Regions from separate parts of the Mus musculus genome. Here all the other regions are linked to region 1. The links are chromatin loops, found by intact Hi-C in ENCODE. Cell type or tissue: gastrocnemius. All regions are shown on one strand.

The links. Hi-C counts contacts between places; a loop is a spot of excess contacts. Peaks named below come from ENCODE experiments on the same cell type or tissue, not always from the same donor. Only the 100,000 strongest peaks of a DNase experiment are listed, where the experiment ranks them.
Region 2: a loop joins it to region 1, with 3 times the contacts of the local background. A loop is called at or near these places in 14 of 42 quality-filtered maps.
Region 3: it touches region 1 in a loop (6-fold over the local background); 6 of 42 quality-filtered maps call a loop at or near these places.

What each region holds. Positions count from the first base shown.
Region 1 is chr9:88,543,977-88,547,976 of GRCm38, forward strand. No RefSeq gene overlaps it. Among named protein-coding and RNA genes, the nearest start is that of Zfp949, 2.0 kb to the right of the region's middle. In gastrocnemius, CTCF peaks have their summits at 2,403 (motif pointing left) and 3,441; DNase peaks (open chromatin) are centred at 1,759, 2,381 and 3,472; H3K4me3 peaks cover 769 bases; H3K27ac peaks cover 812 bases.
Region 2 is chr9:88,474,720-88,478,719 of GRCm38, forward strand. Syncrip (synaptotagmin binding, cytoplasmic RNA interacting protein) reads right to left here. Exons shown (of 11, transcript NM_019666.2): 5 at 2,355-2,468; 6 at 2,070-2,246. Among named protein-coding and RNA genes, the nearest start is that of Syncrip, 5.7 kb to the right of the region's middle. In gastrocnemius, a CTCF peak has its summit at 1,606 (motif pointing right); a DNase peak (open chromatin) is centred at 1,636.
Region 3 is chr9:88,436,782-88,440,781 of GRCm38, forward strand. Snx14 (sorting nexin 14) reads right to left here and starts at 2,148. Exons shown (of 29, transcript NM_001359958.2): 1 at 1,887-2,148. The coding sequence starts at 2,026. In gastrocnemius, no CTCF peak of the experiment used is centred here; DNase peaks (open chromatin) are centred at 1,894 and 2,211; H3K4me3 peaks cover 2,486 bases; H3K27ac peaks cover 2,210 bases.

The DNA of each region.
Region 1 (4,000 bases):
CAATACCACTCTTGGGAATATACCCAAAAAGATGCCCCACCATGCTACAGGGCACGTGTTCCACTATGTTCATAGCAGCCTTATTTGTGATAGCCAGAAGCTGGAAACAACCTAGATGTCCCACGACAGAAGAATAGATACAGAAAATGTGGCTCATGTACACAATGGAACACTACTCAGCTATTAAGAATGAGGACATCCTGACTTTTGCAGGCAAATGGATGGAACTAGAAAATATCATCCTGTGTGAGGTAACCCAGACTCAGACGGACATGCATGGTGTGTACTCTATGTACTCACTAATATGTGGATATTAGCCAACAAAACAAAAACAAAAAAACCCCAAAACCAACATACAGAATACATAAGATACAGTCCCACAGAATTCAAAAGGCTCAACAAGCTGAAGTGCCCAACTGAGGATACCTCAGTTCCACTTGGGAAAGAGAAGAAAGCAATCACAAGTGAGGAGGGAGGGAGAGACTTGGGAGGGAAAGTGGATTGGGTGGTGGGGCAGTGGGGGCTAGAGAGGAACCTGATTTGGTATTGGGTGAGGGAAAAGGACTGAAGCCCTGAGGGCCTGCAGAAAGAATTTCATATCTTTCTTGTTCATATTCAGTTTCAAAATTTTTTTCTTCCAGATATCTTTTCTTCTTTTACCTAAATCCACATTTTTATCTTTTATTAATTATTTAATTTTCTTTTTTTTTTTTTGTTTCCTGAAACTGGGTTTCTCTGTGTAGCCTAGGTGTCCTGGGTGTCTTGTTCTATAGACCAGGTTGGCCTTAAATTCAGAGATCAGCCTACCCCTGTTTTCCGAGTGCTGGGATTAAAGGCATGTATTACTACTGCGAGTCTTTAAGATTTTAGACATGTTTATTTCATTAGTTTAATTGTGTAATTGTTTTGTGTGTATGCATATTTGTGTACTATATGTGTGTTGTGCCTGCAGAAGTCAGAAGATGGCACTGGGGCCGGGCGTGGTGGCTCACGCCTTTAATCCCAGCACTCGGGAGGCAGAGGCAGGCAGATTTCTGAGTTCGAGGCCAGCCTGGTCTACAAAGTGAGTTCCAGGACAGCGAGGGCTACACAGAGAAACCCTGTCTCAAAAACAAAAACAAACAAACAAACAAACAAACAAACAAAAAAAAAGAAGATGGCACTGGGTCCCCTGGGACTGGAGTTGAGGATGGTTGGTTGTATCACATGCATTATGGCAATTGAACCCCAGGTCTTCGGTGAGGGAAGCCAGTGTTCTTAATCACTAAGCCCTTTCTCTTGCACCAGTTATTAATTGTTTAACATAAGTGTAATTGACATAATACTTTAGAATGGAACCCATTGACCTTTGAAACACAGACACCTCCTCTAGTGAGACCTTCAGCGTGGGAACATAGCGAAGCACAGCTCAGGTGACTTCCTTGGTGGAAGGCTTCCTCCTTCCTGGGAATCCGTCTGTATTCAGAGTAGGAAAGGAGCACCTTTGCTACCCATTTAAGCAGTGTTCAGCCTCCATTTCACTCTGGTGTTGTTAGAGCCATCAGCATAATTACGGAGGACCATATTAGTGTGAATTATTCATACCATCCGTTATAGCTTCAAGCCCTCTGGGACCCTTCCTTTCCTTAAAAGTTCTGGTACAAAATGGTTTAGTAATGCAGGACATTCTATGTTTGATTTGATTTCAGATGGTTTTCCATGCTCCTGAAAACTATGTACAGACACATGTATACAAGGAGCTTGTCACAAGAGGGCACCCCTGCAGCATTCTCTATAAAGTGAATGCCGTTCTGGGTATTAATTCCAGAGGAATGATCATAGAGATGCAGTTTGGACCCACAGAATGAATTAGAAGCTCAATAGACAGTTATTATCGGACAGCATGGGGAGTTCTGTTCATGAAAATTTATTAGTATCATAAGAGGATGTTCATTTATTTAGGGTTTTGGAAATAGGATTTCTCTGTGCAGCTCTGAGTAGTTCTGGAACTCACTGTGTAGATCAGGCTGGCCTGGAACTCAGAGGTCTGATAGCTATGCCTGGCTATAAAAGGATTTTTATAGGTTATACAAAATTCAAATTATTATTTCTGTTTGTGATTTATTCAAGAGCTTCTTTAGCTTAGAGTTCAATTTCCTGCAGAGCACGGTGGTACACACCTTTAACCCAACACTCAGGAGGCAGAGGTTGGCAGATTTCTGTGAGGTAAAACCAGTTTGATACATGCAATGAGTTCTAGGATATCCAGGGCTATATAGAGAAACCCTGTCTCAGGCAAAAAGATAAAAATAAAACTTAATTACCATTTTATTAACACCATATTCAGGGCTACAGTCATCTCAAGCTCCACTTGAGCCGGATCTTAGTTTCCAAGACTATTCCCATGGCGCCCTCTACAGCCCAATCTGCAAAATGGCATTTGGCTTCCTTCAGGCCAAATGATAAAGAGGAAGAAAGAATGCACAAATAGAGGCTACAGGTACAGTTTCTGTATAAGACAGTCCTCCAAATGACACTTCATTATTTTATTTGTTAGGAGTAAGTTATTCAGAGCCAGGCCTGGTGGTGCATACCTTTAATCTCAGCACTTGGAATGTAGAAGACAAGCAGATTCCTGTAGGTTTGAAGCCTTTATGTCTTTCACTCTACAAATAGAAACATTTTCACGGAACTTTATTGAGATTATAGTGATATTTAGTTTATGTTGAAAAATTCATCTTAATAATGTGTAATGTATCAACTCTGGGCAGGGATTGTTTAAATTTATTTAGATTTTGTTTGACTCCTGAGTATGTCTCCCCCCCCCCCCCCCTTTTTTTTTTGAGACAGATTTTACTGTGTCGTTCTGGCTGTCCTGGAATTCACTATTCTGTTGACCAGGCTGGCCTCAAACGCTTTTTTTTTTTTCCTGACTCTGGAGTGCTGGGATTAAAGGCATGCGCCACCACATTCAGTTTGAATTTGTTCATTTTTGAAGATTTAAAAAAATTATCTCGCCAGGCAGTGGGGGCGCACGCCTTTAATCCCAGCACTCGAGAGGCAGAGGCAGGCGGATTTCTGAGTTTGAGGCCAGCCTGGTCTACAGAGTGAGTTCCAGGACAGCCAGGACTACACAGAGAAATCCCGACTCAAAAAAACAAAACAAAACACATTTCAATTTTAGTAAGTGATTTTTTTCATTTCAAATTCAAATTATTTCTAAGCATTATTGGCAACACACAACATAACTTTTGTCTCTTGTCAATTCATATAGTTTGTGGTTTCTTCCTATTACAATGGAAGTCCAACATGTTGGTTCGATTTCAAAATGAACTTGAAAATTACTGTGTGCTGTACCAGAATGCTCAATTTGACGATACACTAGTGATGTAAATGGTTCATAGGATTTAAGAAACACGAAGCGTTCAGCTTCCTGCAGTGCTCTGTACAGCCAGAAGAGAGCCCCAGACCTTAGTAGGCTCTGAGACCTTAGCATAGCTGACTCCTGGACAAAAATACTATTCAGGCTGTAAAACTCAGCATGTAGACAGCGCCATCTGCCAAAACTATAACAAAAACCTAATCCATCAAAGTCCATAGTTACGGGAAAGTCTCTAAATGTACTAACCTTGCCTTCTGGCTTCTGAAGTTCTGCGTCTGGCTAATTGTTCTGAACTGAAATATATCAATCTGGGACATGGATTTTGTGGGGCTTCTCTGATCTCCTGAACATCAAGGGTAGTTGCAGTCTGGATAATAAGACTTTTTATTGGCTTAAACCCATGTTTAGTAGTCTTCTCTGGTGACTACCCTACAAAAGATATCACACCGATTTTCTAAGGCTCCACGTCTCCCACAGAGATATTTGGTCTGATTCTAGGATGAACACACTGAAGCTTCCTTCTCAGGTTCTATACTACTTTGGGATACTTGGGGTTCACATGAGAGAAAGGTGAAGGAATTTCATATCGCGATTATCAGATAGGTACTTGATCTGAATCTTGGTAATTCGATAGTGGAC
Region 2 (4,000 bases), 69 kb before region 1:
CCCCGGCTATCCTGGAACTCACTCTGTAGACCAGGCTGGCCTCCAACTCAGAAATCCAGCTGCCTCTGCCTCCCAAGTGTTGGGATTAAAGGTGTGCACCACCACTGCCTGGCCACAAACATTTCTTATAGCAAAGCAAGATGCTTAATGGAGATTTTCTAACTGGTCAAGCTGCTGAGAATAAGTGACTGTTGACTGCTTGGTTCTAAATGGTACATAGTATGCCCTCTCCAAAGCTTAGGGGGAGCAGTATAGAATTGGGAGAAGACCATCAAGAGTTGGAAATTGGGGGGAGTGTTATGAAGCATGGATTTCTGGAAATGGTATATCCTTTGCAATCACAGATATGGAAGAGCTGAGGTCTCATGTACAAGACTGTGCCATCAAGGATGATGGAGGACTCAGGAGGTCCCAACTCGTCCCTGAAGTGCATTTGAAAGTTACCAGCTACAGGGAAGAAGGATGTCATTTTCTTTAGTGGTATAAAATAAGTACTTATTTGTCCAGAAAACAGCCTCCTGCTCATGCTAGGTGGGAAGAAGGGAGTCAGTGAGAAAGAAGGGTATAAAGCAGGGAAAGGAAAGGGGGTGGGGGTTAACAATGGTTATATTTTGTATATAGGTATTGTCAAATCTTAAAAAAAAAAAAAAAAAAAAAGACTATAAAAATTCCAGATTTCAAAAATAAGATTAGAAGGATAGTGGTGTCTGCCTTTAGTCATAGCACTACAGAGGCAGAGACAAGTGGATCTCTGAGTTCCAGGGCAGCCAGAGCTATATAGTATGAGCCAGTATCCAAAACAAAAACAAAAACAAAAACCTCAGAAAACTAACTTCTAATTCAAATATCCTGTTTTATCCTCTTTAAAAATTTTCAGAAGAAATCAACCTAAATATCTTAAATGTTTAGATTCCACAAAACAGATTAGCCAAATTTAACAAATATGATAGTGAGTTGTCCACAAAAATGATACAACCAGGTCTGTGGAGGAAGAGGCAGAAAGATACTCTGGGAGTTTGAGGTTACCTGGCCTAAAGCAAGGGCAAGTAGGCCAGAGCAACATAGCAAAAAAGTTAACATATTTAATTAAGTTTTAATTAACCCCGGAACGTAAACTTTTTTTATAATATTTAATGCAATTCCTCCAATGTACACACTCCTTTGCTTGCTCTCAAGTTAATAGCTTTTCTTTCTTTAATTACTCTTGTTGCTTTTGGGGTGTGTTGTTTACTTGTGTGTATTCCTATTGGGTTTCTCACCACACCAGGCTGGCCTCAATCATGACAATCCTCATGTCTCAGTACAGAAATTTAGTTACCTTGCTCAATCTTTTTGAGTCACAGAATTACAAGAAAATTAATGTTACATAAACCTAATTTTGAAGATGTTTAAATGTTAAGAAATAAAAATTAGGTTCTCTAACATCTGGTTGTTTCTAAACCAAACATCCCCACTCACAAAAAATAAAAAATCTTTTATGGTCCTACCTAGAAATATGTCATCCTGGTGTCTTCTGTGGTTTTTTTTTTAATTGTACTAGCTTTTTATTTTAAGTATATGAGTGTTTGGCTCACATATTTGTACACCACATGCATGCCTGGTACCTCCAGAAGAGGGCATCAAATTCCCAAAGATGGGTTACAGACGGTTTTGACTTGCCCTGTGGGTACTCAAAAGAGTTGAACCTGAGGCCTTGGGAAGAGCAGCCAATGTTTCTAATAGGTGTCCTATTTGTTTATCTACTTATGTATTCAAAAGTATAAGGGTGTTTTTGTTAATTTCTGCTGAATGAAAAATGTGGTCCAGTGGGGGGGGGGGGGATCTTTGGAAGCCACATCATTTTTAATTCCTTTAAATTTACAGAACTTCCCAAAGCCAGATGCATTAACTAGAAATTTTGTACCACCATCTTATAGATTCTGAATATTATAAAATATTTCTATGATATATACATAGGAAAATAAAAAGGCACCTCAAAAAAAAAACCACCAGATAAAATACGTAAGAAAAACCTGACATTAAGCATAGGGGGGAAAAAAGGGGGTAGAAGAAAAAAAAAACCAACTTACCAGTTTAACAGCCTCTTGTGCTGCTTCTTTTGTACAAAAAGTGACAAACGCATAACCTCTGTTGAGACCAGTGAGCGGATCCATCATTAAACGAAGATCCCATATAGGTCCAGCTTTCTCAAATAATGGAACAAGCTCATCCTCAAACAGATCTCTGGGGATCTTCCCCACAAATATCTGGAAAATAAATATGAATTCACAATCATGAAGAATTCTTTAGGAAACTAGATAGCTGTGGGTTTTTTTTTTTTTAACTACAAATGGTACAAGTTTAAGTTTCTTTACCTCAGTGCCAACAGAAGGCTGCTGACCTGAATAAACGGAATCTGGAGGTGGTCCTCCATACTTCCTCTGACCTGTAGTCACATCAAGTGTGTAGCCTGTTCTTTCCAAAAGTGCCTTGAAAAGTTCAAAATGTTATTAATGCTTCATTCACAAAATACAGTTATTATTTAAGTCAATCCCGTTCAAATATTTCATTATCTTAGCAACATTCCTCCATACAAATTTATAAGATCTGTTTTAGAATTCTCCCTTTTATGTATATCATCAACATTTCAGATTCCTGTGAATATCAGTTTTTATTGGCCAGTTAATTACTGAGCAATAAAAATTAAAATCAATCCATCAGCAACCTGCAAGATGTATATCCACTCTGCTAAGAAAAACCTCATTAAAAGCAAGCATGGCTTTAATCCCAGTACTCAGGAGGCAGAGCCCAGTGGATCTCTGAGAGTTTGAGACCCGCCTGGTCTACAGAGACAGAGTTCCAGTTCCAGAGTTACAGCCAGGACTACATTGAGAAAGAAATTCTGTCTCAAAACAAAACACACACACACACACACACACACAAGGAAAAAAACAAAAAGGAATACCTCATTAAAACTGCAACAATTTGACTACTACCCAACTCTGGATTTCTTATACCCCACCCCAAGATACACAATACCATTTATGGGCATTTTGTCACCTCCAAAGATACTGCTCCATGCCTTAAATCGTTGTCTATAAACTTGGGAGGCTATATGAAAAGCTTTTCTATTACTTTCTGTCAAAAGTGTTATGTGTCACAAACATGCTTCATTAAGAAGAAAATAGCCACAATGATTTTGAAAAGCAATAAGAAACTACAACCATAAGCTGGGCAGTGGTGGCGCACGCAGACCTTTAATCCCAGCACTTGAGAGGCAGAGTTCGAAGCCAGCCTGGTCTACAGAGTGAGTTCCAGGACAGGCAGGGCTACATAAAGAAACCCTGTCTCGAAAAAAACCAAAAAAAAGAGAAACTACAACCATAAGTCTAGATTTATCTCCCTCAACTTGTTATTACATCATTACAGATACAAGTGACAAAAAAAACATATGTAACCTGTCTAGCCATTTAAGCACAAAATACCCGTTCTCTAATCTATCAACTATGAAAGTTCTCTAAGTAACAAAACTATTGTATGAGCTGACAAAGTAAAAAGACCATATCACGAAACTTATCAAAATGTTGTTAAGAGATTGGAGACTGAGTCACCTCAATCCCCCATAATGTAATCTGTTTTACTCAAAGTGAATTATATATGAAATTGTGGGAGGGACTATATATAGGGTGTTTGCTTAATGTAACCTATTCCCCCCCCAATAAACTGATTGATGCAAATGTATCAATTTAAAAAGTATTCATAAACTTTGAATCAAAGTTTCACAAAAAGCTGTATGATCTAAATAGCTTTTTTATTAGCACTCAAATTTTATTCCTTAAAGGTATAATAACACTATGAAGGGCTAGAGAAATGGCTCAGTGGTTAATAGCATTAAGGCCCCAAGTTCAAATCTAAGCACCAACTAACTCTTTTCAGAAATTCTTAGTAAATTTTCCAATCACACTGACACAATTGCAATAGAGATTACAATCCCCCCCCCCTTTTTTTTTTTTTTTTGGTT
Region 3 (4,000 bases), 110 kb before region 1:
TCTCTCTCACACACATACACACATCACAGCAGTACACATCTTAAAGAGAAGTACATGTGTCATAAAAAGCTCATTACTCATCCTGCTCTGCACCTTCCCTAATTCTTTTCCTGAAAGGCTCGCTAACCACTTATTCAAAGAAAACACTGTGGGGGCGCTGGAGAGAGAGCTCAACAAGGGGGGGGGGGCAGGACTGCCCTTCTAGAGGATGAGGAGTCCATTCCTAGCACCCACATGGCCGCTCACTGATGTCTCTAATTCCATTTCCTGGGGAACCAAGACCATCTTCTGGCCACCATCAGCACTGGATGGGCGTGGTGCCGATACACCTGCAGATAAAACACCCATGGACGGGGCTGGAGAGATAGCTCAGCAATTAAGACCACTGACTTCTCTTCCAGAGGTCCTTGGTTCCAAATCCCAGCACCCACATGATGCCTCACAGCCATCTGTAATAGTGTATCTGAAGACAGCTACAGTGTACTCATACACATAAAATAAATAACTTTAAAAACCACCCATAGACATAAAATAATAAAATAAAAGGGACAGTACTGTGATGTTTAATGTCACTTTAGTTGATTCAATAGGAACAAATCGGGGGGAAGTATGCAAAAATAATTTTGCTCACAAATATGACCATTCAGAGATAAAAATGTATGTGTATTTTCTCCCTTCTTTGCATAATACCAATTCATAGTACAGATCACATATCACATTACATTCTATGACTTCCTACTTTGGTGACCTCAGAATTGCTAGTTCAATCTGTCCCCAACACATGGCTGATGCACCTTAGAGAAGAATTATACTTTAGTCAGTTTCCATCGAAGAAAGTTGAGGACAAAACTCACATCCTATAGTTTACATTTTGCTCGGCTTTGCTAGTCCAGCTTGAAACACCTTTCAGAGGACAGAACTGTATTAAGTAACTAGTAATGTCTGCTGTTAAAGGAACTCACTTCTCCCACAGCCCTACAATCAAGCACCTCATCATCACAAGCCGGGCACTTTTTCTGTAAGACAGTAATTCATAGTAATTACTATCTGTTAATCTATCGCTTAAGCCCCAATTCTACAAAGCCACCAAGATGGCAGAAACGAGAGAGAGAGAGAGAGAGAGAGAGAGAGAGCGAGAAATGAAGGAAAACAACAAAACTGTTGTCAGAATCACAGGAAATAGCCTTAGTGAAACTACTAAGTCAAATCTCTTGTGTATGTTTCTCACTGTTATTCTTGCAAATGAATTACTTCAAAATAAAAGGCGACTGCTTGTTCAAAACAGAGAAAAGAATGTGACGATGTTTTTAAGTACACATCTTTTCTACTATCACTGCACCCATACTACTTCTGGAAATATAAAACACAACAAGCTTCAGGGGCGGAGACTTCTGACCTCAAAATGTCAATTTAACTACAGATCTTGAAAAAAAAGAAAAACCAGAATATTGTAGAGTTGCGATGGGTACTACACTGCTTTCTGACTTTGGGTCAAAAACCAGTATTTTAAAGAGACGAAATTGTGGTTGCAAAGGTGTGTGCCGGTGTGAGGGCGTACTGTTGCGAGAGAAGGCTTCCCCAAGAGGAGAGGCTGCGACAGAACCTTGAAGCCACCTCCCTCCGATCACCTTTACTGAACTGAGGTGGCATTACAGATTGTAATTGTAAAACAGACGATAAAGGCTCGTCATTGAGAAATGGTCAAAAAGGAGAGGTTGAGAGCCAGGTAACCACGAAGGCTGCGTGGTCCCGGGCCCGCACCCGTCCGCATATCCGGGAGCAACCTGGGCCGCCCTTCCCGAGACCGCGGTGCAGAGTGCGCTCCTGCCCGCCGCCCAGCAGCCTGCGGGCTCTCGAGCGGCCGCCGCGGGGCCAACAGCAGGTACCTGTTGAGGAGCAGCGAGGCGACGCTGAGGCAGAGCAGCAGAAAGCAGAACAGCGGATACTGACGGCAAATCTCGCGCCCCACGTCCAGCCGCAGCCGCTGCTTCAGCCTCCCGCAGATCGTCCGCACCCAAGACCCCATCTCAGTCCACGCAGGGGAGGACGTGCCGCCCTCAGAGGCAGAGGCGGAGGGCACCCCCAAACCCCGGCGGCGGAGCCACATTGCCACCCACCACCCAGCTTCACAGCTAGACTCAGCCGCACAAGGCCCCGCCCCGCAACCCTCGCCGCGCGTGCGCAACCAACGCCCCAACCACACGCAAGGCCGCCCCAAGGCCGCCGCCACCATCCCGCGGGAGGACTGGGGAGCGCTCGGACTGACGTTCTGGCGCGGCCACCCACTTTCCTTATCCGGAAGTCCAGGGAAACCTAGAATGCAGACTGGCAGAAGAGTGTGGGAAAGCTAATTGCACAGCAGCCGCGTGCGGCTCCTGGAGCCCTCTGGGAAATGTAGTCCATACAGCGGACCCTGCCGCCTCAACCTCTCGGATTCTCGTTGCCACACCTAAGGGAGAGGAGGAAAGGACGCCTTCAAGTCCGCTTTTTAAAAGGGGATCAAGCTGGGGCGTATGACAACCTACCCGCCCGCCACCCACCCGCAATCCACCTCCGAAAGAAAGTCATGTTAGCCACGTAACCAACAACGAGGGAGTCACCTCACCCCGCGATCTTAACCATAACCCAGCGTGTGACGACAGCAGGCTTGGAATCTGGATAGTCCCTTTTAGAATTTCATTCAGCATTTTGTAGGAGCTAAAACTCAGGCATGTAAAGCGTTTGAATTTACCCTACAAACATTACCCTTAGAGCGTAAGCTATTCTAGTTTCAACTACAGCATAATCACATCGCTGAGACAAGCAAGATCCTGCTCGGGATCGCTTCTTAGCGAAAACAGAATTTCATGCTATTCTGACACTGGCAGTTTCCATCAAGCCACCTCTCTCCCCTAGACAGGGAAACAGAACTCCTTGTTTTCTCAAGTGTATGTGCAGCTTCATTAATATTTTCAATATTCTGAAAAGGTGGGTGATCCTTAGTGGCTCATTTCCTTTACAGGATGTACCATCCTTTCTTCCCATTACAGCTGTTAGAAATTCAGGTCTTTGTCCTTAAATTTACATGTATTCCTAATTTCTTCAGAACCAACTTTAATACAACGTGTACCAAAGAACATTAAATACACACTAGCAGTATCTTTAGATGACAGTAACATTTCCACTCATGAAGTGTGCATCTGTCACCAAATTCTTTATATATATATATTCTTTATATACTCATGTGAAGTTTCAAGGTACACACTTAACATTCACTTTTGTAATTTTACACTGTTAACTCCACAAAGAGCACGGTAAATCCCAACAGGGATCAGTAGTCTGGACACAGCAAATACACACTCTCAAACAAATCACAGGACCAAAGGGCTGTAACCCAGTAATAATGTTTACCAAACGTGTAGGGTTTGATACCGAGATTTGCAAAATAGCCTTCCCTTACTGAAATAGACTGGGGCTAATAATGAAATAGAAACCGTTTGGATTAAGTGTATGTTAATCTTCATGCACCGTAAAATGCCTAGTGTGAATCTAAGTGATTTAAACTGGTTAGTCATTTGTCTTGCATTTTGTATTGCTTTGCTTCTAAGTTTCTGAACTTGTTAACCAAGATAGTGTACCTTTAATAGATTGTTTTTCATTTCTGCTCAAATTAGACACCTTTGAAACATTTGTCTAATTCCTTTGCAGAACTTAAAATGAACTAGGCAATTTGTCTATATTGGTTTTAGAGTGAATTTCTTCCCTAACAGGATTTTTGGTTGTAATGAGGACTTAACTGTCTCATAAATTGTTATCAGTGCACAACTTAACTAAATATCTTTCCACAAGACCCCACTGCTATGACTTCACCCATGAAAATTAACTTCTAAATGTTTCTTCACTCTTAAAGTTTACTATCCACTTTACACTTATGAAGTTTTCTAACTTATATTAAGCTCCCTAGAACAGCTATGACATTTCCTCAATCGATCCTGTTTATGAAATTCTGCCAGGCAATGAT